7 separate regions of the Mus musculus genome follow, and regions 1, 2, 3, 4, 5 and 7 are each linked to region 6. A link is a loop called in an ENCODE intact Hi-C map of the cell type or tissue named here. Cell type or tissue: heart. All regions are shown on one strand.

Region 1 (4,000 bases), 230 kb after region 6:
ATACACACACATACACTCATACATATACTTACACACACGCATACATACACAGTTATACACACACATGCATGGTCATACACACACATACACTCACACACACTCACACATGTACTCACTCATATATACATACACACATGTGCAAATATCACTCCAATGAGATAATTATAGATACAAAAGATGGTACATTTAAATATTAGAATTGAATGGTTCAGATGACCTCAGGAAAAAAAAATCCAAGATCTCATTAAAATAGCAACTTGCAGTTTTCTATCTCAGACATAGAGGTGTGGAAATGGGTAGGAAGAGAGAGAAGAAAGAAGAGAAATTTACCAATGACAATTCAGAAAATGGAGACCAGTGACTTGGGGAAAAAATGAGTCTGTCTTTGTGATCAGGTTCCATGGTGTCCAGCTAAGCAATAACCTGTGGGACACAGCCTGTATGTCAGTTCTTAGGCTTCTTCATGACCCATGGAGTCAAAGCCCTTTGCAGCAACTGTTTTGTTGCTTGTTTATTTAAATACTGCATGATTAGTTCATCATATATAACAGATTATTTGAGTAGTACTGACCACAGTGACATTCTCCCAAGTGATTAATATCATGCCTCTTGGGAGAGCTTTATATAGTCGGCATGAATTTTTCTTCACCGTATCCTAGGAACACGGGTGCTATCCTCCTTGCCTTGATAAATGCTCAGTTATACAACTTCCTCTGAGTCACGTTATTAGCATGTGATAACTCAGTGTTGCCATCTGTTGTTTTAAGAAGACTAGTTGCTGTGGTGAGGAAAACAGGAAGTTCTCCAGGTGGCTGGAAGTTTCAAAGATGTCACCAGATGGGGTCTTTGTTAGAAGAAACATGTGTGGAAATGCTTCAGAGTCTTATTGAGGAAAGCACCGAGACTGACCAAAAGTGGTGGTAGATGGGGAAGGAACTGAGGAGTACCTGGCTCTAAGGATTTTCACGGAGATGCCTGGAAGGGTGATAGAAAGATCCCATCTTAGAGATGTGAGCATGAGTGTGTATTTAGGAAGATGTCAAGCGGTCAATATGAGGCCTCTGATAAGGGCATCAGTGTGAACAAGTAAGAATCTTCCAGAACAGCAGGAGGTGCTAAGGAACAAAGCATCTACATGTTAAATTGCCATTGGGAAGTCCCTGAAGCAGAGATTCTATCTGTTCCCCATCAGGGCATATGTTAGGGCCTGGTCCCCAAGTGCTGAAGTCTCAGGAGGGTTTCTTCTTCCCTTCATTAATTCAAAAAGGGTTATTATTTTTTCTCCCTACGTATTAAAATCTATATAGCTTTGACTCTTGTTTTAATGTCTGCACCATCTTCTTGCCATTGCATCTCTGTAAGACGCTGGTGTTTACAAACTATAATCTCAGTGAGGAAGTCTAGAGAAAAATGCAGGAGGGGCTCAGTCACTGCCTAGAGTCAAAAGTGGCCTTATGGCCACCCCCCTGTGTCAATTACATTGGAAGGCACTACCACCCAGGACCCTTTCAGGACCCTGCTCATTACAGGTGGGAGGCATCTTGCCTGCAATACAGTCCCTCCTTCTTACCACAGGAACCAAGACATTGTCACCAACCTGATCCCACCCACTCAAGAAGCTAGAGGACAGAAGTTGGGCATCTCTTTGAACAGTAGCCAAGCCTCAGTCAGTGTCTGAGGCCTGAATGAGCATTAGACTCTTGCCCACACTAGATAGTTTTTCATGTGTCTCAGCATAGCTCAAGGGAAAACCCTGACTGGTGCATTTTTGAAGGCTTTTGGCCCTGGCCTCCTTTCTGCACACAGGGGACAGGACAATCTAACGCAGACAAGGGAGCAAGCAGGTGACAGATGAATGCTTTCCTTGTCCCATAAAAGGAACTGGTCTGAATGTCCTGTCCTCACTGCACCATGGCCAAGATTGTCTCCACCCTGGGTGGAAAAGGCTTGACACAAGCTCTTTGTCCCCAACTAAGCCCAGTTGTTCCCTTTGAATAGTGACAGTATTGACGTCAACCCTCATGATGGAAGAATTAGCTGAAGCCCGAGGGGAAAGAGAAGCCAAAAAAAGAAAAATCCAATCCAGTAAAGCTAAGGCTATTTCTTTTTAGTTTGTAGGTACTCAGCAGATGTTAAGCTTTGTGGAATTTTGATAGTAACAAAGTTTCCCAAAATAGCACAATGAGATGTCAGCCTTAATGGGACCACAGCCAGAAAACATCCCTTACTAATGTGCAGCCTGACTTGATTAACATAACTGAAGATGCTTTTGCACCCCACATGAAGAGGCTGCACCAGAGGGGGCCAAACTGCTACTCAGTCTCATTCTGGGTTCTTCTTCCTCCATGCCAGAGGTGTGAATGAGATGTGGGGGAGGGGGAGGCAGGTGGTGCCTTGGAAGGAGTGCCCCTTTATATTAGCCAAGGTAAAGAAAAGACCTAACAAAGGCTAGCTTTCCTTGTGTGCTTCACTGCAGTTGTGAAGGGGTGGGGAAGGAAAAAGAAGAAAGGAGAACGGGAAGAAGAGAAGGGATGGGGAAGGCATGGAAAGAGAAAGGAAGGAAAGCAGAAAGTGGGAATGGAAGATGGGAGGAAAGAAGGAATTAGAGATGGAAGAAAGGGAGGGGAAGGAAAAAAGGAAAAGGAAGCCAGGAATGGTAGAGTATGCTAGAAATACCACCACTTCAGAGACTGGGACAGAAGGGTTACAAGTTCAAGGACAGCCTGATTACATAGTGAGTTCCAGGCTAGCCTGGGTTATACAGTGAGTTCTAGGACAGCCTGGGCTACATAGTGAATTCTAGGACAGCCTGGGTTACAAAATGTGATCTCTCCAACAAGGATAGCTGTCTTCCAAAAAGACGAGTAAAAGGCCAGGGTGTATGTTCATGCTGGCCTGTATCACAGCTCTCACCCACACCAGCCTTAGGTTTCATGACCTTCACATTCATGCTTTTATGCGATTTCTCTCTCTCTCTCTCTCTCTCTCTCTCTCTCTCTCTCTCTCTCTCTCTCTCTCTCTCTCTCTCACACACACACACACACACACACACACACACACACACACACAAAAGCACACACAAGCATTACACACCTCCATTAGATCAGCGTCAGCAGGGTTGCTGACACCACTGGGGTTTGTTGGTTAGCAAGCACTTCTAGTAAGTTCTCCCTCCAAGAACCAGTGCTCAGAGATGCCCTCAAGCTGCACTGAACCATCATCTTCTGCACCCTGCAGATAAAACTGGCTCCAAGAGGGTTCCTCTCATTAGCAGTACCCAAGTATCCTCTTCTGCCTTAGAGCTTTGATCTTAAAAAGAAATAAATTAGAAAAAACAAAACAAAACAAAAAAACACCACCATGGTGATAAACTCCACTTAATCCAACTTATTTAACACAACATTAAATGGGTCACAAGATGTCTACAGTGATTTCAAAGGGGGTTACTCCCTTGCTGGATTAAGGTTTACTTTCCATCCAGATTGTCACATAGTATGGTACAAACAGGGGCAGCATGCTGACTGGTCCTTATCAACTAACTTGGACCAGGGGTCTAATACTTACACCAGTCCTATCTGCAATTTCAGCAACCGTAACTCACAGAGTCTCTATGCACTGCAGAGTGACTCCTCTCCCTGCTTCTATTGCTTTTGCTTCCTGTGCACTTAGGAGCCATAATACTCTGTTTTCCTGGACCAGTCACTTCCATGAAAGTTCCTACTGGACACAGTGGGATGCTGATGGGGATGCTGACAGAGGATCTCATAAAGAGCTTCCTGCCTTGTAGACTGAGGAGACCGTTGAGTGAGCAAAGCACTGGCCATGCAAATAGGAGGGCCTGAGTTCAGATATCTGGAGCCCACGGAAAGCCAGAGACGCTAGGGTATGTCCCTAGTCCTACCGTTCCTATGCCAAGATGGAAGCTATAAATGAGGGGATCCCAAGCACTCATGGCCCAGCCCTCTCTCAGATGAGGAACTAAATAAGAACGAATCCCCAA
Region 2 (4,000 bases), 100 kb before region 6:
CATCCTGTATCATTTATAAAAAAGTAGATTGTTTTGTTTTGGTTTATTTATTTTGCTTTATGTGTGAGTGTTTTACCTAGCGCACATAGGTACTAGGTACATACCTAGTGCCTGTGGCCATCAGCAGATATCAGAGTCCCCCTGGTACTAGACTTCTGGGTAGTGTGAGCTGCTACATGAGTGCTGGGACCTAAACCCAGGTCCTGTGTGAGAGTGACAAGTACTTTAACCTCTTAGCTGGCTCAATAGTCCTCAAAAGTTCTGTCTTAAAGGTAGAAAACATCAGATTTTAAAAATAAGAAATCTGTGAAGGAAAAAAAAAAAAGCACTGGACACCATTGTGCAGACATTTGTTACTGACCTGAATTCTAACGTCTGCCATAAAAATAAATGGGACCCGGTGTTTGTGATTCTCAAAACCAGTTAGGCACACGGGACTCTGAGCCCTTCTTGTGCTGCTGAAGATCAAGGAGCATCATGGGAATTCTTTCCCCAGCGAGGACTCTGACTTCAAATCCGACGAACTGAGCGTAGCGTGATTATTGAGCAAATCCAATAGCTTATCACTTCCACTGGTAGCTCACAGGAGGAAGAACCTCAGGAGGGACCAAGGCGACAGTGGCCTGGGCACTGTGTGAAGATGAGCTAGATAATCTCCAGGCTGAGCCCTTCCTAATCCAGATGCTGCCCTAGAATGTCTGCATCGCACGTGTTCGTCTGTTCACCCCTGTGCTTCCAGCTTAATGCACCTTTCAATGCTGCACTTCCTCCTTTGACCACACGGGGGAGTAGTTGATCATTTCAAGGGACATCCTGTTTCACCAAAGCAACAACAAAAAGACTTTAAGTTATACAGACTGTTACCTCGGTCACCTAAGAATTGATTTCAAGAATTGTTTGTGGTTTTGTTTGTTTGTTTGTTTTTGGTGCCACTTATGGTTATTTATTTTTCTTTACATTTTTCATTTTTCATAATTTCATACATGAGTTTGCAGTATTTCTACCCTGCCCGTGCTCCCTGACTCCCCCTGTACCCACCTCCATTACTTCTCAAGTTCATGATCTCTTTAACACAGTAGATGCTTATGGGAAAAGAAAGCAAAAGGGAAATCCAAGCCTCTCAGGATTTTATGCATCCCTGTGTTTCTGTCCTCAGCTGGAAGCACGTTTTTTAAGATGAACGGTTTTATCTTACATATTCTATATAGGGGAGATAGGAAAGACTCTTTTTTTTAATTCAAAATAATTTATTGTGATAAGTATTAAATGAAGGAAAACCATCTCCAAAAATATGTTAGCCCTTGAATAAAATCATAAGCGTGAAGACTGTTTATAGGACATTTATTTTGGGGACAGAAGTGCAGACAAAAAAAGCTAATTCATAGAAGCATTTGAAGCTGGCTGGCTGAGTGATCCGGGGTGGAAGCAGGATTCTTAGATGATGGAAACGATGGATGTAGTATACTCAGTAGGAGACATTTATGATTTATTACGGTTCTAATGGAGATCTTTGCTGTCCAATCTATATGGAAAGCTGCTGCGCTCAGCTTGGCTTTAAAAGCCTAGACTGAGGTTCCACGCTCCTACGAACAGCAAGTATGAAATCATTCATGCATTACCTTGAGTTACCACTGGGCATTGAAAAATCACATTATATACCAAATAATCCTAATAGGCCAAAAAGAAAGGCTTTACAGATGTACTTGGGGGCTGGTGAGATGGCTCAGTGGGTAAGAGCACCTGACTGCTCTTCTGAAGGTACAGATGTACTTGGGTGAGGTGTGGGAGAGTGCTGGGTGTTGAGCCTGTGGCCTTGTCGGTCCATACCACACGAGTGTCTTAGCATTGATCTACCCCTCCAGCGCCTCATAAGTTACTTAACGAGATTTAAGTGTGGCTTCCTGGGATTATTTAAAATTAATATGCTTCACGTGCAAGAAGAAAACCCCCTAGTTCATTCTCACACATTCTTTCTTGCTCTCCACGTGGTCTTGCTGTCTAGGCCTGGCTGCTACACAGTCACAGGCAAACCAAGTTGTCCTTGAACTTGCGGCAATCCCCCTGCCTCTATTCCCCAAGAGCTGAGATTATAGCTGTGTGCTACCACTGTCTGCTGCTACATTTGTATTTTAAGGAAATTAAATCATGACAATGTTTTCATGTTGTATTAACATTCTTAAGTATTACGATTTGTTCTGAATATTTAATGTATGCCTACATGACATTTTATGTTGTTTGCTAGTAAATACAATCTGGAACCTTCCCTAGTTCAACAAAGAAACTCTCTATAAATACCAAAGCTAAACTACAGCAATAATCAGTTATAGATTTGACCTCTAAAAGGTATATGATACCGCTCTTGTTTATAAAATCTAGTTGTTTTTAATGGTGATATTTAGTAGCATGTTTTAAAAAATGTTTTTCCCCCCTTTATTTTTATTTTATTTGTATGGGTGTTTTACCCACATATGTCTCAGCGCCACATGTGTGCAATGCCCACAGAGGCCAGAAGAGGGCATCAGATCCTCCAGAACTGAAATTAGAGATGGCTGTGAGCCATGATGCAGGTTTTGAGAATGGAACCTGTGTCCTTCCTTCGGAAGGCAGCCCGTGCTCTTGCATGCTAAGCCATCTCTCCAGCTCCTAATCGTTGGAGCTGGAACACTGTTCTTGCTTCTTTCAACTGTCTATGGCTAACACTGACTCCGCCTGCATTTACCTGGTAAGACAGTTTTATGTTGTATGTGTTCCTCTTTTGCAGATTGCATTCTGGACACTTGGATATATCCTGTCTCATCCCGATATCCACAGGACTGTTTTAGAAAGCATATCTTCTGTGTTTGGCACTGCAGGTACTAAATTAATTTACACAATCAAGGACGCATGGAGTATGTATGGTTTGATCGGGAATGTCTGCCATGTTTTAATCAGGGATTCGGGCTGGGGACATGGCTCAGTTGGTAAGATGCCACTGCACAAGCGTGAGGACCTATACTTGTTCATTCTTCAGCACCCACTTAAAAAGGGGGGGGCTTCGAATTGTGACACACACTGGTAATCCCAGTGCTTAGTGTGTAAAGTCATGGACTATTGTATGAAATATTAAAAATAATTTGATTTTTTTGTTCAAAAAGTATATTATTATATAAGATATGATGCCAGTTAAAGTTGTCCCTCCCTCGCCTCCTGTATAATGGCTAAAAATACCATTTTGAAAATATTTTGTTTGGAGTTTTTATCCAAACCAAACAAACTTGACTGGGTACCTAAGCCCTGCTCTGGTCATGCCAGCCTGGAAGGTGAACCCAGCAGTGCTATGCTTTTATCATGTGGAGATGTGAGCACTAGAATCATTGAGAACTAGCAATGCTCACAGTTGGAATCCCAGAAGCACTCTGGTGAATATGAGAAAAGGCTATTGGCCTACACAGAGCTTCAGGTCTGCAGAGCTGATCAGAGATATGCAATGGTACATATCTGCATACGTGTAGGCACGTGGCTGCAGGTGAGGATGTGCCTCTACAGGTGAGCATGAGTCTGCAGGTGAGCATGTGTCTGCAGGTGAGCTTGTGTCTGCAGGTGGACATGTGTCTGCAGGTGGGTGTGTGTCTGCAGGTGAGCTTGTGTCTGCAGGCGAGCTTGTGTCTGCAGGTGGATGTGTGTCTGCAGGTGGGAGTGTGATTGTAGGTGAGCGTGTATCTACAGACAAACGACAAACACCCTGACTCACACAGTCTGTCCACATTTACTGGAGTCTTTCCTGACATAAAGTTCTCTAGAATCCTGGCCTTTGGAGAGTACAAGGCCAGAATGAGAGTGGTAGGGATAATATGGAGGGTCCAAGAGACCTAGAGGTCACAACTGGAGTGTGACATTAATCTTGAGTGTCCACAGGGTTTGAATTTGGAGCTCTTAGACACAGCTCCAGTGTAAGGAGACAGAACCCTTTGCTCCTTCTGTACCCTGACGTATTCTTAAAACTTGTTATTCTCTCTTAACA
Region 3 (4,000 bases), 54 kb after region 6:
ATCCTGCAACAAAGCAAGTTTCAGATCCAGGTGTGGTGGTATGCATCTTTAACAACTTGCCTCTTGGAACTGAGCAACCACTCGATTCTTAGACCTCACATTCACAGCTGAGCATTGTTGTGTTAGTTGGACTATAGACTGGAAGTCATCACAATAAATTCCCCTAATATATAGAGACATCCCATAACTCTGTGACTCTATAGAGAACCCTGACTAATATAGTTTCCTGAGGGAATCTAATGATTCTCCTTCCTTTTTGCAGGAGGAAATGTTCTAACTCAGAGAAAATGAGCACCAACTTCTACACTATACTATTTCCTAAGTTCTGCCTAAATAGTATCCCAAGGTATCTTAAAGTATGTAGGCTAAGTATTCATGGAAGGGCCAGTGACTGAAATATACTGCTCTGCTGGTTAGGTTGCTTGGTTTCATTCTTCCTTCCTTCCTTTCTTTCTTTCCTTCCTTCCTTCCTTTCTTTTTGAGTCAGGAATTCTCTGTGTAACCCTGGCTTTCCTGGAACTCACTCTGTAGATCAGGCTGGTCCAAATCTCAGAGATCCATTTGCCTCTGGCCCCTGAGTTGCTAGGATTAAAGGCGTGTGCCACCACTACCTGACTGTATTGGTTAATTTTAATATCAACTTAATATAACCTAGAGATATCTTGAAAAGGCATAGTAATAAAAGGAGTTATCTAAATTAGGTTAACATGTGGGTCTGTCTGTGGGGGATTATTTTCACTGTGAGTTAATGTAGGAGAACCCAGTCCACTGTGGGTGGCACCATTCCCTGGTTTGAGGCCCTCTACTGTGTAAATAGAGAAAGCTAGCTGAGCATGCCCTGTAGAACAAGTAAAGATGCTCATATTCTGTCCTTGCTCTTGACCGTGGATGTGATGTAAGCAGATGCTTGAGTTCCTGTCTTGGCTTCCCCCCAACCATGGCTGCTGCTCTTGCTACTGTGCTAGAAACATTGCAGATGTGGTTTTGTCCCCTCACCTCTTGTTTAGTGCTGTCCTCAGAGCAGAACAACCATTATCTTCTTGAGCCCAACTATCTGCTTGCAAAAAAGATCATCACAGGTCATAGCTGAGCTTGCTCTTAGAGGGAGCAGTTCATTGAACCCTCATCAAGTATTCTGGCCACTTCTCTCAGGCATTTGTATGAATTTTCCCCTAATTGCATGTGGCCTTGAGGGCTAAGGGGAGTGCTACAGTATATAGTATATAGGTCAGGAAGATTAGGGAAGAGGACTCTGTCTATGGTGGCTCTGGGGACACCATAGGCCATGCCTACTGAAGATTTCCAGTATGGCTGCTTTGGGGACATCTATGTACTTGTCAGGAATCTCCTAGTCATGCATCATAAAGAAGCCTAATAACTCACTAATCTCCAAGGTAAACCCTGGTGGAAACATACTCTGGTTTATCATTGGGATGCTAAGACATGGAGGGTAGGCATTGCATAGTCTCCTCCTGGGAGGAAATTCAGGCAACACTGTCTTAAGCAGGACTGTGCATGTAGATCATAGTCTCCAAATGGGCCCATCTGATGTGAGATGTGGCATCTGTGGTGAGCTCAGATGAGCCCTCCAAGGCCCTCATTTGTAATCAACACTGTTGCCCTTCCTCTCAAACCCTGTTCTGAGGAGGGTGACTGTAAGTAAGGATGTCAGAAGGATGTAACTGCCTTTAACTTTGGTTGTCTCTAACAACCAAACCAACAACTGGACCAAAAGGCACAGTGACAGGCACTGTATGGGTGGCAGGCTGTCTAAGTGACCCACACTCCCGTTTGCTTCTTCAGCTGTGATGTTTTGCTCTCCTCAGAAGGTGAGCTGTGAGCTTGCTAATTTTAACCCTGCAACCTGTGAGGAGAAAAGGGTGTTCTTTGACAGCATGACGTCACTGGAGCCTCTAGGTGTTGAGTCATCAGTATTTTTAGGCGGCACCATGCTTTTTTTGGTTGTTCTAAGAATAGCCTCTGTGTCTGGACTCTACCAAAAGTCACCTCAGCAAGGATCCTGTCCCCATACCGCAGTCGGAACAGAATGAATTGTACACTCTCAGAGCCAGGTCTCTATAGAATGTCACCCTTTCAGGTTTTCTCTGGTCAAGAGAATGCCTGTACCAGGGGCTACCTTTAAGGTTGATAATCCTTTGCCACAGGTCCTAACTGATGTAAGCAGTGTGAATAATGACTATTCCACAAGGACAGAGGACCTGAGTTTGGTTCCCAGCACCCACATGAAGTGGCCCACACTGCCTGTGACTCATGTTCCAGAGGGATCCAATGCCTTTGCTTTCCACAGGCACCTGCTCATGTGTGCACAAACTCATACACGTGCACATAACTGAAGGTAAAATAAATCTTAAACAAACAGAAAAGAACAAGATAAAGCCCCCCCCCAAGTCCCAAGGGCTCCTTATCGTCTGCAGTCAAAGCCCACTTGGTGGTAGAAACTTTAATTAGTGACTTTCCTCGGCTTGCCACCTCGCCAGGGCACAGCTCCATGCTGTGTGGCTTATGGTTTAAATGACCTTACATCTCTCAGGTTAGGGCCATGAGGTAGAGGGTGATGCTGTTGGATTTTATGCCAGCTAACTAGTAAACAGCCTAAATAACTGGCATTATAGGCTGTCAAACTAAATAAGCATATAGACAGCACATTAAACCATGCTAGAACTTGAAGACAGGGCGATAAAACTGGAAGACCCAGCCAGCCTAGAAATGGAACTCTATAGCTCAGGGTGAGACTGGTTTTCCTGTTGCCTATTCAGTGCACTCCCTGAATGTGATCGATATATTTTATGTGACACTTGAGAGCTCTGAGGCGTCCTAATGATTGGTGAGGACAGCCAAGTGTTTTTTTCCAGCCATGGCAGCTGCTTGGAACTAAACGAGGCAGTTGTTTGAGATTACACTAGAGTGTCCCTTTTATGTCTCCTGAGCTGACAGAAGAGCCCATCATATGACCTGCTCAGAGTGTCTGGAAGTGAGGGAAGATTCTGGCATTCTGAGCCACCTATGCCATGGAGTAGTTGATTCTATTTTATTTCTTCTTTCTCTAATTGGATGTGTGTGTGTGCGTGTCTGTGGGTGGGTATGTGCATGTAACTTTAGGAGCCTGCAGAGGCCATAGAAGGGCATCAGATCCCTTGGAGCAAGAGGTACAGGTGGCTGTAAACTGCCAATGCAGGATGCTGGAAGCTGAAGAGCAATACTCGGTCTTAAACACTGAAGCACCTTTCCAGTGTCTGTGTCAACTTTTGAAGAAAGCTTGATCTTTCTTCCTGCAGGGCTTATTCTGTCTCTAGGAAAATGAAGTTGTACAGTGATTAGGGGAGGGAGCTTCTAACATAGGAGTTCCAGTTTAGAAGCAAATTCTCCTACTCATTCACTGTGTGACCATAGGTAGTTTATGTCTCCAAATTCTTAGCTGCTGCTTATGTAAAATAGTGAACTGAAAAAAAGTGGCTCACATGTTTAGAGATTCTGTAAGTTTGATTGACTGGTGTGTGTCTCTGTGTGGGTGCATGTGTGTGTGTATGTATGAGAGAGAGAGAGAGAGAGAGAGAGAGAGAGAGAGAGAGAGAGAGAGAGAGAGAGCAGGTGGAGTGCCAAATGGTCTTTGCTATCTTAATCATCTCAATGATCACTTATTGCTTACCTATGTGCTTCACATAGCATCCTTATGAATATCAGCTAATTTTTTGACCCTACTAACAGACCACCAGCTTCTGCCAGCCCAGAGACTAAGAATCTACAATACAGTCTTCTCTGCTTTTCTGTAACTTTCCTACCTGATAATCCAACATTAGTGGATTCAAAACATGTCCTGATTTGTGAATCCCTTTGCTCTGTAATTATAAAACCTTCATAAAACTGTTGTTATAACAGAGTAGTGTGGATGTGTGTAGTGTTCATTCATGTATATGGGAGGGATACATATGTATAATCATGTGAACATACAGGCCCATAGTTGATAAAAGGAATTTTCCTG
Region 4 (4,000 bases), 240 kb after region 6:
CCGAGCGTCGTGGTGCATGTGTGTGACAGCGACATGGAGGAGGAGGAGGACCCAAAGACTTCCCCAAAGCCAAAAATCATCCAGACCCGGCGTCCCGGCCTGCCACCCTCCGTGTCCAACTGAGCACGTCCATGATAACATGCATCTCCTCTTATCATGCTTCCCGCCCCCCCCCTTGTTGTTTGTCCAAACAATTAATTGCCTTTAAGTCCCTGGGTGTTTGGTTGTTTGCGAATCCTTCCTTGTAATTAAGCCTCTCGGACAAAAGGGCTAGGCAAAGGTGATATGTCTCCCAATCAACTCCTACCCATTAACTACAATCCATCACTTAGAAAGTTCTAGATAGAGGGTAGTATTTTCTTATTAAATAATCAGTACAGCCCATATCTCTGTTCTTTCATGTTGATCCAAGCCAGAGACATCGGTAATGAAGAGCCTTTATGTTGTTTGTGAGCTGCTCCAGTTCAGTCCTGTGTGTGTGTGTGTGTGTGTGTGTGTGTGTGTGTGTGTGATGTTTTTTTCCTGGCCACTTATATAGGACCATAAGTAAACTTGGCTTTGACTGCATGAGATCCCCCTATCTGGTCTCACCCAGTCCTCTGCATCCCGACATTCCCAGGACATGCACGATCACCAGCATTGATTTTGATGATTTTGAGGGTATGCCCCAACTTGTGGTATCCCAGCCCTGTCCTGTATAGACAAGGGGCATCCGCAGCACCATTCAGCTCAATAAGTCTGGGAATCATTATTAGTTTGAGTCAATTACATCATATAACTCTGGCCAAATTCCTGGAGGTAAAATTGAGCATGGCCCCAAAGATGTTGAACATCACTACCACAGAGGTCTACCCAGTGTTACTGGGGAGGCTTGTCCAAGTGACAGAGACCGATTTCAGACAAACCTATTTATTATAAAATCTCATAGTGTCTGAATGACTGTCCCCTACCCCTTTGTATATTTGTACAGATGTTTGAGCTGTGCTTTTAAAATCTGGATGTTTTTTATTTAGTGATTGTTCAACCATTAGCTGCTTAATGACATCATACCTGTGTTGCTTCTGAATGCATTCTGATTCTAATGTAGATAACCTGATACTATTACATGCTATTGCGGTTCGTGCTAAGTTGTAAAAGGGAACAGCAATGTCTCATGCCAATAGATAACTGACTAGCCAACCTTTGCTGTCCAAACCACCTGTTTCCAAACAAAGATCCAAGTATCAGTTATAAGCAACTTGGGTGACGCTAAATCCAAGAAATGTATACAGCTGAGCATTTCAGAGCACAAAGGATGATGGGTAAACGGATGCCCTTCCCATTCATCCAATGCCCATGCGCTCAAAAGTTCCTTGTTTTTGTTATGTGTGACTTTTGTATATCTCTAGCCCAAAGTGCATTACAGAAGATACACCTGCAGAACCATACTTTCTGCTCCATGTGTCAAGCCTCATCTATTCCTGTTCATTAACTAGTAACTTTGGATGCAAATACCATTTACCACACAACAGGCAAGGACTTTCATGGCCTAAGCCTCGGAGTAACACACAAGAACACTAACACAGCCACCTGATGGGGGGATAATTGTGGTTTTTTGATTAAGGTGTATGTTAGTTTCCGCAGAAACTTCAAACCTAGACTGATCATTCAGAAAATTAAAAGTCCGTTCTACTGTGAAATATAGCAATATAGTGCCGGACACGGTACAGTACGATTGAGACCGAGGACAGTATTGCTTGTGGAATCCTAAGTTTCCATGGGGAAAACAAGTCGTCTTTTCAAAATCAGATCTGAGGAGTGTACACAGTAAGCAAAGGCTTTGACTTTCCTTTGTTGTGGAAGGTTTTGTTTTCTTTTTTTTAAATTGGCCATGGAAAGACTAGAAATAGTGGCGAGATGATGCCCTCTCGTGGCAGAAACAGTGAAATCGGTTGTATAGATGGATTGATTACAACAGTCAACTACCAGGGGCTGACCTTCTAATCCACATTAACTTTCAGGATGCAGGAGAGAGAGAGAGAGAGAGAGAGAGAGAGAGAGAGAGAGAGAGAGAGAGAAACAAAATGAAAGTCTGGGAAATAATTTGCGCTTCCAAACAATGATAGCAGAAATGTCTAATTTAGTAAAAGTTGAGTGTGACTACCTTGCATAGTCCTTAAGAACTCAGTGTTCTAGACGGCCCAGATGATTAGTCTTAGTAAACTGTATTGCCATCTGTTGACGTTAACCTGCTACAGATCAAGGGGTTCTCGCGCTAGATTGAGCATGGGGACGGGGGAGGGGGAGCTTTCCCCAGAAGGAATGGGGAAGCCACGGGACCTCCCAGCATCGAGAAAGTCACCTGGACACTTCCATGATGCTCATTATGCAAACCTCTTTAGCGCTCTTTTAAGTTTGAAACGTTTTTAAATGGAGGGGAAGGGGAAGGTTTCCACCAACTGAATCATTTGTGCACGTGTACAGCTCAAAGAGCTTAGAGTTCAAATATATCTGGTGAATGACTGTCTGTGTGGCATCATTTCTGACTTGTCTGCCTGGACTAAGGATCCCTGAGGCTGGGGAGGTGGGGGAGTGCAAGCCAGCTTGGAGTTTTCTGAAGGGTAACCAACGTATGGAGCTAACCCAATGATATTCTTCCTAATGAACTAGGAGGGAAGCTGGTAATAGCATTCCCATGAAGAAGTTATTTAAGCCAAGCCTGGAAAGATGGGTTGGCTTCTCATTAAGGGGGCTCAGAAGGTTATTTTACTGTCAAGTTCAACCATACTGATTCCAAAAGGCATTTCAAGTGTGCTAAGAACACCTTTTTAAAAATTAGATATTTTCTTCATTTGCATCCCAAATGCTATCCCGAAAGTCCTCTATACCTCCCCCCCCACCCTGCTCCCCAACCCACCCACTCCCACTTCCTGGCCCTGGCATTCCCCTGCACGGGGGCATATAAAGTTTGCAAGACCAAGGGGCCTCTCTTCCCAATGATGGCCGACTAGGCCATCTTCTGCTACATATGAAGCTAGAGCCACGAGCTCTGGGTGTACTGGCTATTCATATTGTTGTTCCACCTATGGGGTTGCAGACCCCTTCAGCTCCTTGGGTACTTTCTCTAGCTCCTCCATTGGGGTCCCTGTGTTCAGGACTAAGAACATTTTTTAACACCTTCCCACTATGTTCTTTAAAAACACTAACAGGAAGCCCTCTGATAGAGAGCCCTTAAACAATAAAAGAAATGCTCGTGAAATATAAAAGGTTTGCTTTCTGGAAATCATTAAGGTTAGAGCCGATACACATGGAGGAGTTAAATAACTCACAGCCAAGCAATGGTTCTCAACCTCTCTAACACTGCGACCCTTTAATACATGTCTTCATGTCTTGGTGACACCTAACCATAAAATTATTTTCATTGTTACTTCCTAAGTGTAATTTTGCTACTGTTATGAATCATAATATAAATATCTGTATTTTTCCAATGTTCTTTAGGGGGTCAAAACCCACAAGTTGAGAATTGCTGCTCTAAAAGCCAGTTGTAAAAGACATACAATACTTTCTTTTTGATGATTAACCTACATCGGGCAATTCACATAGATCCATGTGCCTTAACTATCTGAAGGCCCATAAACAGTCAAAGGTGCTCCACCTCACCTCTTGTCAGTCAAGAAGAAACCTCAAAGGTGAACATACCTGGCCTCTAGCAGCAGTGAAGTGTGCAGAACTAGGGAGTCCTGGGAAGGCAGCAGAAGAGGCCCGCATGAAGAAGACACAGTGATCATCTGAGAATGCTTGGGCAGTAGCTAACAGCACCATGGGCATGCCTGGCTAAAGCTCTTGCACTCTGAAGCACATAGAGGAAAGCTCTCATATCAATATAAAAATATGTACAAGGCCCAGAGAAGAGTGACCAGGAGCTATTAACGTTATACAACTCATATGTCCTTCAAGTGTTGAATGCATACATAAAAAAACCTGATGCAAGTAAGAGCATAAATATATTTCAAAGTTATAT
Region 5 (4,000 bases), 330 kb after region 6:
GGCAACCTCAGGAAATAGGAGGTTGGGGGAACCCTGCAGAATGCACCAGAGACCTGGGAGGTGAGAGACTCTCAGGACTCAAAGAGTGGGACCTTAGATGAAATGCCTCTCCCAGTAGGAAGAGGGAACTTATAGAGCCCACCTCCAGCAGGAAGACAGGGCATCAAGTGAGGGGTGGGGTTGCCATCCCACAGTCACAGCTCTGACTCATAATTGTTCCTGTCTGAAAGAATTACAAGGATGGAAATGGAGAGGAGACTAAAGAAAAGAAGGTCCAGCTACAGGCCCAAAGTGGGATCCAGCTCAAGGGGAGGTCCCAAGGCCTGACACTATTACTGAGACTATGGAGTGCTCACAAAAAGGGAACTATCATGACTGCCTTCTGAAAGACCCAACAAACAGATGAAAGAGTCAAATGCAGATATTTGCACCCAGCCAGTGGACAGAAGCAACTGACCCCTGTTGTTGAATTAGGTAAGGCAGAAAGGAGCTGAGGAGGAGGCGATCCTGTAGGAGGACCAGCAGTCTCAATGAATCTGAACCCTGGAGATCTCTCAAACACTGGACCACCAAACAGACAGCATACAGCAGCTGATATGAGACCCCCAACACACATACAGTAGAGGACTGCTGGGTCTGTGTTCATTCAGAGATGATGCACCTAACCCTCAAGAGACTGGAAGCCCCAGGGAGTTTAGAGATCAGGTGGTGTGTGGGGTGGGGGCATCCACATGGAGACAGGGTGAGGAGGACGTATAGCATGTAGAGCAGTCAGAGGGTGGATGGGGGGTGTGTGTTGGGGAATGGAATATGGAGTGTAAAAAATAATTTTAAATAAATAAATAAATAAATAAATAAATAAATAAATAGTGTGATCTCTCAGCTCCCTGCTTGTGCCACCATGCCTGATACACATTTTCCTCCCTGCCCGCCATCAGCCATCATGCTTCCCCACTGTGGTGGACTGTGGACTGTAAGCCAAAACAAACACTTCCTTCTCTAAGCTGATATTTGACCACAACGACAGAGAACGAACTCATATATGGTCTTATAACAGTTACTCTTCATTGTCTGCCTGACTGGATTTGATACCGCCTAGGCAACACACCTCTGGTTGTGTCTGAGGGTGTTTCCGGGGCCCAGGGAGGGAAGGTTGTGGGCGCTACAGCGTAATGGGCCGGGGTCCTAAAATTAACCGTAGACACAGGACGTTTCAGTATCTTGATATCCCTGGATGTGAACAAGGTCTTTTTGCCACAGACATAAACCACTCCCATGTCATGCCTCATGCCTTCCTTGCCGTAACAGACTGTGCCGCCTGCCAGGGGCATCCAGGGTGCTGTCATCTACGGTTGTGTCAGGCCATGGTTATTGCTGTCAGGCTGCATGCAGCCCACAGGCTGCAGCTCAGACATACCTGCAGCAAGGAGCCAAAGTGGATCCTCTGGCTCCCGTCCGGTGCCTTAATCAGGTATTTTGCCCTGGCACCTTTGAAAGCAACTAAACAGGTCTGTTGTACCACTTGGGGACTAGAGTTAATAAGAAATTATTATATGTTGGAAAATTGATTGGAGAACATGGTTTAAGTGTTCTTACCACACAGAATAGAATGTCTATAAACTAAGCTAAGCGTATTTACCCATCACACACACACACACACACACACACACACACACACACACTATGTTGTACACCATAAGTATACACAATTTTATCTCTTTAAAAGTTTTTAAAGGCAGGGGCTGGGGAGATGTCTTAGTGGTAAAATGTCTGCTCCCAAAGCCTGAGTGCCAGGGTTCCGAACCTTGCCACCACATAAAGGCCATGTGTGGGATTTATAACCCATTTATAACCCAAGAACTGGGGCTTAGGGACAGGGAAACACAACAAAACATGACATAGATGTTCCTAGCTCCATGCCCAGCCAGCGTAGCCAATCAGCGTCCACAAAATAAATAAATAAATAAATAAATAAATAAATAAATAAATAAATAAATAAGGTGGAGAGAGGAATGTGTCCAACACCAATCTCTGGCCTCCACACGAATGTATATACACATAATCACACATTCATCCCTCCTCACACATACATACATACACACACACATTAAAAACGTTTAAAATATGAGTTGTTAAATGAATTGTAAGTAAAACTGATTCCTAAAGCAACACGACTTACACCGATCAAACATGTTTAACAACGTTTAGATCTTGAAGATGCCCTCCTTAAAGCAGAATTACCTAGGGGGAAAGCCCCAAGGTTGACTACATTCTGAGACAGTTTTTAAGCAGTAGTAGTCAAGATTTAGGGGGCTAGATCAGATACGGTGGACAATGGCGCCCCCTCGTGGACTCTGGAAGCTGATGCACCAGATGTTCTCAGTTTTTGGAGTGATATGAACATGATTCTTTCAAACGTTTGCATTTGTTTTTGGTTTTGCTTTTTTTTAAATGACCATCTTCACATTAATTTCAGTGCATTATCCATCACCATGGATCAACTATAGCATGTGGTATTTTGAGGCTGACTTTTAGACAACACACTTTTAGGAAAGCACCCACACATACGTGTGTGTGTGTGTGTGTGTGTGTGTGTGTGTGTGTGTGTGTGTGTGTGTGTGTGTAAGCACTGAAAATTCAGTGTCATCCTGACAGGCCCAGTGCCCTAAATACCACGAGCGCAGGCTCAGGCTCATCCCTGGCGGAACCCTGTCTTTAAGTGGGTCTGGATATGTCCGCCTATTTTATGTGTTCCTATGCACATCATGAGAAATGATGGCTGTGATTGACTTTGTGAAGATTGAAATTATTGAAACGTGCAAATTTCAATCACCATGATTAGTAGGGATTGGTTGACTGAAGGAGAGTAAGTTTCCAAATGCATACTAATCAGCTTGACACCCTGAAACGTGGTTGCAGCTACATGCTAACATGCTATGATTAATTATCCTACTTCTCCATCATTTTTTTTCTCTTTTGGAAGTCTTATGTTACTCTGGGTGGTGCTTAGTTGTAAAATACTAGCACAGAACACCTATGCAGTCTGCTGGATACTAAGATTTTAAATGTAGATTGCACTTATTCTTCCCATCAATGCTTTGAGGAGGATATTCCATTTTCATAAAAATGATTATGAAAGTTTAGAGGATTGTGACCAGGAGTCCTCAGGGCTGCGAGTGGCAGCACCTGCATTTGAACTCAAGTACCCCTATCCCACATTTCCTGTTGCTAAAACAATGTGAAGGTCTGTCTCCCTATGTCTACACAACTTTTACTAAGTGAAATATCTCAGGAGCAGGAAGGTAGCTCAGTGGGTAAGAGTGCTTTCTTTGCCAGGATGAGGACTTGGGTTGGAATTTTATGCATCCACACATGGCTTAGGCATGACTGAATGCTGGTGCCTCTGGCTTTGGCAAAGAGACAGGTGTGGCCCCAAGAGCTTCCTGGCCAGTCAGCCGAGAACAAATGATAAGCTCCAAGTTCGTTGGGAGACCCTGTCTCAAAGTAGCAAGACAGACAGTAGGAGCAGTAGAGGACTAGAGGGGACAGCCTGCTCTGGACTGCACACACACGTGTATCCACACACTCATGTGCATACATCATAGACACGCTCATATGCATTCATCACACTCGCATGTCTACATATCATATACACATGTGCATAAATCACACACAGTCACACACTTGTACAAAGCACACATACTACGTACATACATCACATATGTACTCAAATACTCATGAGCACCCCCCCTCTCTCTGAAGAATGCACACATGCACATACACCCACACTCACATAAAATGTCTTGGTAAACAATCTTTTTCTATACTTCAGTTTCATTATTTGTACCATCTGTCCTTTCGGCTTGTTTATGCTGCTTGAAAATGTTGCATATGTATAGCAGTTGAGCACACTACCTGGAAGGTGAGATTGTCCACCATCTGAATGTGTCATGCCTTACAGTGGGTGGACTCCCAGCTGTGGTCGTAAATCCGTGTTTTC
Region 6 (4,000 bases):
TGAGTTAATATCCAAAGTGATTTTCATAAAGCCTAGCATATAGGTTGTGCTCAGTAAATTCTAACAAATAGAACTTAGGATCTTACTGTCAACGGTTCATGTTAGCTGCCCATGAATCTTACTCCTGCTCTACAAAATATATTCCAAGTCAGCCCCCACAGATCCTTTCACTCTAATCATTACCATTAACTTTACTCGTGGTAATAGATCTACTTCTTAAAAATGAACCAAATGAAGACAGTCTTGTCTCTTGGCCTTTGCCTTCCACTCAACACACAATCACACAGTCAACTGGCAATGCAAACTTTGCCTCTGTGGCAAAAGCTGAAGTATGAGGATGTGACAACTTAAGGAAATAATCTAGAAAAGTAAAAGGATCTGTATCTGGGTGGTAGGCGAATGGCCATGGTGATCTTTTCATAGTGATGTAAAGTGATCACTGGATGCCAGCCAAAGAGCATTTACATGTATGGTTTCCTTTAAACTGATCATTAACCTTGAGTCTTCTAGGATGGGAGATGGCTCAGTGCTTCACAAGCATGAGGGCTTGAGTTTAAACCCCAGAACCCAAGGAGACCTCATTAGCAGCCCCACTACATCTACAGTGAGATGGGAGGCAGAGACAAGGACATCCCAGGAAAGTTGGCCAGCCTGGCACACACAGAGGAACAAAAGAAACCCTGTCTCAAACAAGGTAGGCAGTGAAGACCGCCTTAGGTGGTCCTTTGTCATACACACATGGAACACTGTACATGTGAACCCACATTAGCACATAGCACACAGGGATAAAAATGTATTTCTCTCATTTTCCAAAACTTTAACAAAAATATATTCTGCAACCAAAAACTTTGTTTTATGTAAATATAGACTCACAAAAATGGACCTCCTTGTGATCAAAGTCAACACACGGTGAGTCTAAGAATTGCTACCTTGAAATTTTGTTGAAAGCCTTGAAGCTATATTACCTGAAAAGCCGAAGTTCCAGGTGCACCAGACGTGATGGCTATCTTCCTAGGTTTCAAAAATAGTTAGTTGGAAGAGGAATGGGGCTTGATTTCCATGATGACTTTCAGATGTGAGCTATAGCCTGTACGAGAAAATTCTAGAGATGTTTTTGCTCCATATAAGAAGGTCCTTTCAAAAAGAAATTTCTCTCCGAACTTGCAATTCTGTCAAATTAACAAACATGTAGAATGTGCATGCCCAAAGCGTGATGACATCGAAGGTCATTTTCAACTCTGAAATGTTTATTTAATTCTGTGCTTATATTTAATGCAGATTAAGCGGATAGAAGAGCTAAGCACCCCCCCTCTCTCAGACAGACACACAGAGACAGACAGAAAAACAGGCACACAGAGGCAGCAAGACACTCAGATACACAGAAAGGAGAGAGAGAGAGAGAGAGAGAGAGAGAGAGAGAGAGAGAGAGAGAGAGAGCGCGAGCGAGAGCGAGAGAGCCAAAAGATATACACAGAGACAGAGTCAGAGACAGACACACACACACACACACAGAGGCACACACAGAGGAAGGGAGGGAGAGAGAGAGAGTAGGCAGCAAGATACACACAGAGACAGAGAGTCAGAGATAGGCACACACACACAGAGACACACACAGAGGGAGGGAGGGAAGGAGGGAGGGTGGGAGGAAGAGAGAAAGAGAGAGAGAGGGAGAGAGAAGAGAAGAGAAGAGAAGAGAAGAGAAGAGAAGAGAAGAGAACTATTACTTCAATGCAGTTTTAATACTGTTATTAAGAACCAACCAAGTGGATGCAGGAAAAGGTTCAAGTATACAACAGTGAGAAAGGCGACATGACACAAAACTTATTCCTATCTGCCATTCTATCTGCTTTGAGGTTGGTCTCCTCTATCCTTCAGTTTCCACGGTCTCCAAACGCTAATCATTTTGTGTCATTGAGGTACTCTTGCCATGAGATTCAGTCCTGTCCCCGTCTGTGCCACCACAAGTCACAGGCTTCCTTGTTCTTGAGCTGCATAATTTTGCACAGTCTTCAGAATGGGTTCATTTGGTTGAGAAGTAAATCCTCCCTGTATTGTTCCACCTCCGACACGCCCCTTCCCCTTTACCTTGTATAAATACTAGTCTCCCTTTTCCTAGGGACCCAAAGTCTTACACATTAGGAATCCTTGAACACCCAAGTCCTTCTTTCTCTCCCCCAGGTCTGGTGGTTGTGAGTCTTTCCTGGCAAAACTGTGAAACCGGCACAGGGCACCTTCAATGGTGTGGGCAGGGCTCACTCACAGCCCCAGCCAGAGGGCGCCAGCACCCACCAAGCATAGTCGCTCTTGAGCACTCAAGAGTGGCTTCCAGACAGTTCCTTAGTTAGCCAGAGGTCGACCTGTGAGAAAACAACCCCCTAGTTCTACGGACCCACAGTTTCTTCTCTGTCCTTTTATTTTTTAGTATCCTTGTATGCAGATGCTTCGCTCCAAGAGCGATCTCACCCCTCTTTGACCCTCAAAAAAAAAAAAAAAAAGTCCTCAACGGGGGATGGGGGAGATGACCCGGGAGCCTCTTCTTTGGAAAGGCATTGCCTTTGGGGACAGGCTCCTGTGTCAGGTTCCTGCAAAGGGTCCAGCTCGCCTGAGATCGCAAAGGAGGGGTGTGCAGCTGAGCGCCGGGTGGAAGCCCAGGAGGTGGAGGTGGGTGAGGGACCCAGAAGGGCGACTGGTCAGGAGGGAGGCGACCAAAGGAGGCCAGTCAGGGGCTTTGGCTTCCCTGGGGTCTGATTGGAGGTTGGCCCGATGAGTCGGAGCTGGGGGCGCGCCCATCTCCACTGGCTTGGTCGAGAGCCGCCGGCTCGGCCCCTCCCCGGAGCCGCTTTGTCCCGGGTGACGGCGGTGGAGGTTGCGGGAGCACCAGCAGGAGGCACAGCCCGGGTGACCCCACGACCCGGAGAGCGGGAGGCGGCGCTCAGTGCGCACGGCTCCACGCCCAGGCCCGCGGGCTCCGCGCTCGCCCCGGCCGTCAGGTGAACAGGCAGAGCCGCGCCCGCAGCCTGCTGCCCCGAGGACCCCCGAGCCGCTGCCACTGTCACCGCCGCCACAGCGGCGCATCGCAGACGTCCTGCAGGTCGGTTACGTAACGGCGCAGGCCCCATCGACCCTGTCCCCTGTCCCACCAGGGCTGAACACCTGGGTGCCAGGGGACCCGGACAATGGGAATCAAGCATTGCTGGGCTCAGGGGCAGGGCTGGAGAGATCTTCTCTCCTGGCCAGTCCCCAAAGCATCCCCAGAGACAGGTTTCCCATGACCCCCTCTAGGAGGCGCTAGTCTCCAAAAGCCCCCTCCCCATCCTACTGGCCAAGGGTCCACCTTCCCAGGTGCAGCAGCAGGTGTATAGGGACTTGGAGGATCCAGAATAACTCCAGTGTCCCCGGGATTTGGGCTTAGAGGAGTTAGGGGTGTCCAGCAAAGCAGTGAGTAAAGGAAAAAAAATGAGGAGACCCCTGTCTTCCCAAGCTTTACCAAATTTTTTAGGGAGAGGCAAAGGGGCTTTCGGGCACAGCGGGCTGAGAATTGTCCTGCCTGGGCTTAGCCGGCTTGGGTCATCTAAAAATAACTTCAAGTTTGAAAAGTGACATGGACAGGAGCGCGGTGTGCCGGGTTCGTCGTGCCTGTGGGGTGTTTCTCTCCAGAAGTCATCAGAGGGGACAAGGCAGTCTCAGCTACCTGATTCCTCTCGGCTGCCTCTACATCTCGCTGGTTGCCAGGGTGCCTCGATTTGACTTGTGGTTAATGATTTATTCTTCAAGGCCTTGCTGTTTGTCCTTTTTTTTTTTTCTTTTTTCCTTTCTTTCTTATCCCTGATGGATTCAACAAGACTGCATACTTTGGCACGTTTTGTTTCTTATATTGGGATAGAAATGGTCAGTGGAGGGATTATTACACCCACTGCCAACACTGTCTTAAAACCTCATTTTAGCAAAGACAACAATAACAACAAAACCCGTTTCTTGTTTCTCTTTATGTAGTCCTATC
Region 7 (4,000 bases), 69 kb after region 6:
CACCCATACATATAAAATAATGTTTTTTTAAAGGGGCATATATGAGTTGAGTTTAGGAGGGTCGGAGGGTTTTTGGATTTTATTGCTCTATTGCTCGCTCTACAACCTTCAAAGAGCCTCGGGGCCCGTCTGTGTTTTACTTTGCTCCTTACTGTGTAAAGTGAGTGTGACGATGATGGGATTATCTTTGATAGGATCATTTCAAAATCAATTGGACTGATAGCATGTTCACCTCCTTTAAATGCTTGCCCTTAGTAAGTTGTGCATACGCTCATGTGTGACCAATCGTGTGTGTATGTGTTTGTGGGGTCAGAGGTCAGCTTCAGATGATGGTCCTCGGGTGGTTTCTAACTTTTGATCTCTCATTTACCTGGGACTTCACCAAATAGAGCAGGCTACTTAGCCCGTGAGCTTCCAGGGATCCACCTGTGTTTCTAATCTGGTCCTTACCAGGATAGCAGGCAATCACACTTGGCCTTGCCTTTGACATGGGTTTGAGATTCCCAACTCAAAGCCGAATACTTGGGAGGCAGACGCCTTGTCTGACTGAGTAATCTTTCCAGAGCCACATTGTGTTGCCTTTAGTAGAAACGGTCAGGGTTAATAAGTAGATTTTGAGTGAAGGTAAGATTCTGGGATGCCAGCGAGAGGTGGCTCAGCAGTTAAGAACACAATGACCTTACGGAGGAGCTGGACCTAATCCTTCTGCATGTCATTCCGGGGGCAGTGTTCTCTGAGTTTGACCATATAGCTTAGTGGTGTGTTCTTCTCCATCCACGTAGATGTCAGCAGCATTCTGGATGTTGGAGCAGATACCTCCCTGACCCTTATTGGTTTGGTTTTGGTTTTAGCTCATTTTCTTCTCTTTTCCAGAGGATTCTCTTTTTTTTTTCCTTGACTCCCTGAGGACTCCGTCCCTCAGAGCCTAACCCCTAGCTCTCATTTCTTTTAAAGCAATTTTCTTTCTTAGACATGGCATTCACCATGCTCGCAGCCCTCACAGCTTCTGTTTAAGATGGTTTCTCACCAGCTGCTGCTGCTGCTGCCCTCCGCTGGCCGCTTAGAACATCAGTTGTGAATGGCACACCATGCTAGGGTGGAGGGCACAGATCAATGACGGTTCTGATGGGGTCTTATTGAACACACACACACACACACACACACACACACACACACGCACGCACACCTGATCAGAGAATATCGATAATTGAGTCATGGAAAGAGACAGGACGCCCTCATCCATACTTCATGTATCAAAACTGTTATTCCATGCCCTGAAAAGGTGTTTGTTCTGTGATCCCTCCTGGTTTTGAACCCCAGGTTCCTAATGCATAAGGGATCATTTGTTTCTATAGGGACGGGGGCTACTCCTTGTAAATAACACTCACTATGCAACCCAAACCAAGGCACGCAGTAGTCTAGTAGTATTACTTTAAACTCAGATTCAACTTTCTTGCCTTGCATAGAACTCAGTGGAGTTATGCAGTCCAATTATTTACTTATTCAATGGTCTTGTCTTTCATGGCTTGTCTTTTTTAAATGCAGGGATTCTGTGCTTTGAAATCTGTACTCAGTTCATGTATTCCGGAATTTATATCTTAAAAAGTTGAAGCAACTAGGTTTAATTACTTAAAACATGATCAGATTGAGGTAGCAATCACCTAAATCTAATCTGTGGGAATCTGAAACATTCCTGTCCTCCCTAGTCCAGACCAGATTAATTGGCACAAAAAGCAGTAAATGATATCTTTGGTTGTTTCTTGAGAATGTAGAAAATGACATATCCTGCATTTTACAAGGCAGTTTGCTGACACAAAGGATATGATGAGCCAGCAAACTATTTAGAAATGTTTTCGATTCCCCCCCTCCCAAAAAATATGTGCTCTTTCTCAGTCAAGCTGGCTTGACATCAGCTTCTCTCTCAGTGGTCGCTGCTGCCCCCTGCTGGTGGTTACAATCCAGGCACGGACTTCCCATGTGGAGAATGAAGGTGAGCTTCTAAAAGAGGTGGTTTTCAGGAAAGGAAATAAAAGTTTGCGGTTTCATCATATTTTAAAATATTTACATACTAAAACAAGACGCAGTGAGCTTATCTTGGCAATGATGTATTGGACAGAATAGTGGACGAAGGATTGACTGTAGAGATGGAGCCCGTGCTGTGGATGGAGGGAAAAGGCTAGAGAGGTGGCGTTGAAGAAAGGAAGGTCTTAGGAGGTTGGAGATGGACCTTAGGCTTTCAAAAGTAGCACCTCTCTAACACTGGCTGCTTTGGAATCATATGGGAGCGTTGTCTGAACCAAACTCGCCTGATCTATAGCTCTTAATACTTAACAGTAGGCTCACTGAGGCGGGATAAAACCTGAACGTTGGTCTTCACATGACAACTGTAGTTGTCAATGTGGAGTCATGAATGTGGATCAACCCGAGATGTGCTCTAATGCCAGAAGGTAGCCTTTCCATCACATAAGAGTTGCAAATAGCCCCATGAGCTGGGATCCTAACGAAATGAAGTGACAATCTTTCAGTGTCGAATTCTGAATGTTTATGATTTCTGTTATAATTGATCAGTTTGAAAAGGCTTAAAGATAATTTGACTGTTATGGTGGTCACATTTAACAAACAGCAAGGAAAATTCTTGGGAATTTAACAATGGGTTCTACAGACTGGGTGAGAACTAGTTGGTGGCACAGTTCTGGCTCTACCCTTGGGATGTCTGGGCAATGGAGTGGGTACCAGGCAGTGAGATTGGTCAGGTGAGAACAGTGAAGAAAGTGCCCCATAGCATTATGAAGAGGCTCTGATTGTTAGAGTGGGGCTCACATGTTACTTCTGGAAGGAATTAAGGGATTTACTTAAATCTGGGAAGGATGGAAGGTTAGAATGAATATAACCTCCCCACACCCCCAAAAGTGTTGATGACATTAGAGAGACAAACAGTTAAATTGTTTCCTTCCAAAACCCAGCTTTTTTTCCTCTGATCTTGTCCTAACAGACAATAAAGGAGGTTTAGGCTATGTTACAAAGTCAGTGCCAAATTATTATATTTATATACCTTTGCTTCAAATAAGGGTACTGATGTATTGTTGCACAGAATATTGAAGACCCATCACCTTTAAAGTACAAGTGGGATTAGATCTGGGAGGGCAGCTCAGCTCATAAAATACAGACATGGAGACCCAAGTTCAATCCCCAGGACCCAAGTAAAAAGCTAGGCATGGGGCCAGAGAAAAGGCTCATCGGTTACAAGTACTTGGCAGCCTTGCAGAGGATCTGAACTTGGTTCCCAGCATGCACGTGGCAGCACACAACCCCTTCTAACTCCAGTTCAGGGGACCCAACATCCTCTTGCCACGGAGGCATGCACACACATGCAGGTATATATACATACACAAGAGGGAAGGGATTTGTGTCAGTGAGCATGATGCTAGCACCAAACAGCTCCATTTGAGTTTCACATTATCCATTTATTATTTTTATTTTTTAAAAAAATATCTTTTTAAAGGCTGGGTATGGCAGCACACTACTGGATACACAGGCTGAGGGAGTCCCTGGGGTTTGCTTGCTAACCAGTTTAGCCTAACCAGAATCCCAGGACTCAGTATTGAAGAACAACAGCCCAGGTTGACCTCTGGCCTCACACAACCACCGCTGTACAACACACACACACACACACACACACACACACACACACACACACACACACACACTGTAGGATAGAGAACTGAGTTAGTGGGCATGATGTCAGCACTATCCAGTTGAATTTGAATTTCAGGCTGTTCATTTACCTGTGTGCAAGAGGGCCAAGGAAAAAATCTCCCTTGGCTCCAGTTTTTTCATCAGAAAAAAATGGGCCTAAAAGTCTCTGAAGTGCCATTGTAAGAATTCATTGTCTGTGTAAGCCATGTGGCACAGTGCCTGGTCCTTAAGGTGTAGACACCTTATCCTTACTCTAGGATCTTGCGTCTTTGAGAACGGTAGGGGTTTGAATGGAAAACGTCAC

Evidence for each region. Peaks named below come from ENCODE experiments on the same cell type or tissue, not always from the same donor. Only the 100,000 strongest peaks of a DNase experiment are listed, where the experiment ranks them.
Region 1: it touches region 6 in a loop (3.0-fold over the local background); 6 of 42 quality-filtered maps call a loop at or near these places.
Region 2: a loop joins it to region 6, with 4 times the contacts of the local background. A loop is called at or near these places in 16 of 42 quality-filtered maps.
Region 3: a loop joins it to region 6, with 4 times the contacts of the local background. A loop is called at or near these places in 16 of 42 quality-filtered maps.
Region 4: it touches region 6 in a loop (2.8-fold over the local background); 6 of 42 quality-filtered maps call a loop at or near these places.
Region 5: it touches region 6 in a loop (4-fold over the local background); 4 of 42 quality-filtered maps call a loop at or near these places.
Region 7: it touches region 6 in a loop (7-fold over the local background); 17 of 42 quality-filtered maps call a loop at or near these places.

Annotation. Positions count from the first base shown.
Region 1 is chr17:44,029,076-44,033,075 of GRCm38, forward strand. All of the region lies in intron 4 of Rcan2 (regulator of calcineurin 2), which reads left to right. Among named protein-coding and RNA genes, the nearest start is that of Gm34857, 13 kb to the right of the region's middle. In heart, no CTCF peak of the experiment used is centred here; DNase peaks (open chromatin) are centred at 806, 1,876 and 2,306.
Region 2 is chr17:43,698,716-43,702,715 of GRCm38, forward strand. It overlaps Cyp39a1 (cytochrome P450, family 39, subfamily a, polypeptide 1), which reads left to right. Exons shown (of 12, transcript NM_018887.4): 7 at 2,762-2,852. Among named protein-coding and RNA genes, the nearest start is that of Gm25783, 2.4 kb to the left of the region's middle. In heart, CTCF peaks have their summits at 773 and 2,494 (motif pointing right); no DNase peak of the experiment used is centred here.
Region 3 is chr17:43,853,395-43,857,394 of GRCm38, forward strand. The region is part of intron 2 of Rcan2 (regulator of calcineurin 2); the gene reads left to right. Among named protein-coding and RNA genes, the nearest start is that of Rcan2, 54 kb to the left of the region's middle. In heart, no CTCF peak of the experiment used is centred here; DNase peaks (open chromatin) are centred at 1,897 and 2,887; H3K27ac peaks cover 2,400 bases.
Region 4 is chr17:44,037,011-44,041,010 of GRCm38, forward strand. It overlaps Rcan2 (regulator of calcineurin 2), which reads left to right. Exons shown (of 5, transcript NM_207649.1): 5 at 1-2,506. The coding sequence ends at 123. Among named protein-coding and RNA genes, the nearest start is that of Gm34857, 4.7 kb to the right of the region's middle. In heart, a CTCF peak has its summit at 1,906 (motif pointing left); no DNase peak of the experiment used is centred here.
Region 5 is chr17:44,128,299-44,132,298 of GRCm38, forward strand. No RefSeq gene overlaps it. Among named protein-coding and RNA genes, the nearest start is that of Enpp4, 24 kb to the left of the region's middle. In heart, a CTCF peak has its summit at 2,350 (motif pointing left); no DNase peak of the experiment used is centred here; H3K27me3 peaks cover 623 bases.
Region 6 is chr17:43,799,006-43,803,005 of GRCm38, forward strand. It overlaps Rcan2 (regulator of calcineurin 2), which reads left to right and starts at 2,846. Exons shown (of 5, transcript NM_207649.1): 1 at 2,846-3,091. Gm34773 (a long non-coding RNA gene) reads right to left here and starts at 1,378. Exons shown (of 3, transcript XR_385586.2): 1 at 966-1,378. In heart, CTCF peaks have their summits at 2,269 and 3,255; DNase peaks (open chromatin) are centred at 2,286, 2,806 and 3,606; H3K4me3 peaks cover 1,886 bases; H3K27ac peaks cover 1,738 bases; H3K27me3 peaks cover 618 bases.
Region 7 is chr17:43,867,967-43,871,966 of GRCm38, forward strand. The region is part of intron 2 of Rcan2 (regulator of calcineurin 2); the gene reads left to right. Among named protein-coding and RNA genes, the nearest start is that of Rcan2, 68 kb to the left of the region's middle. In heart, CTCF peaks have their summits at 1,052 (motif pointing left) and 1,952 (motif pointing left); a DNase peak (open chromatin) is centred at 1,915.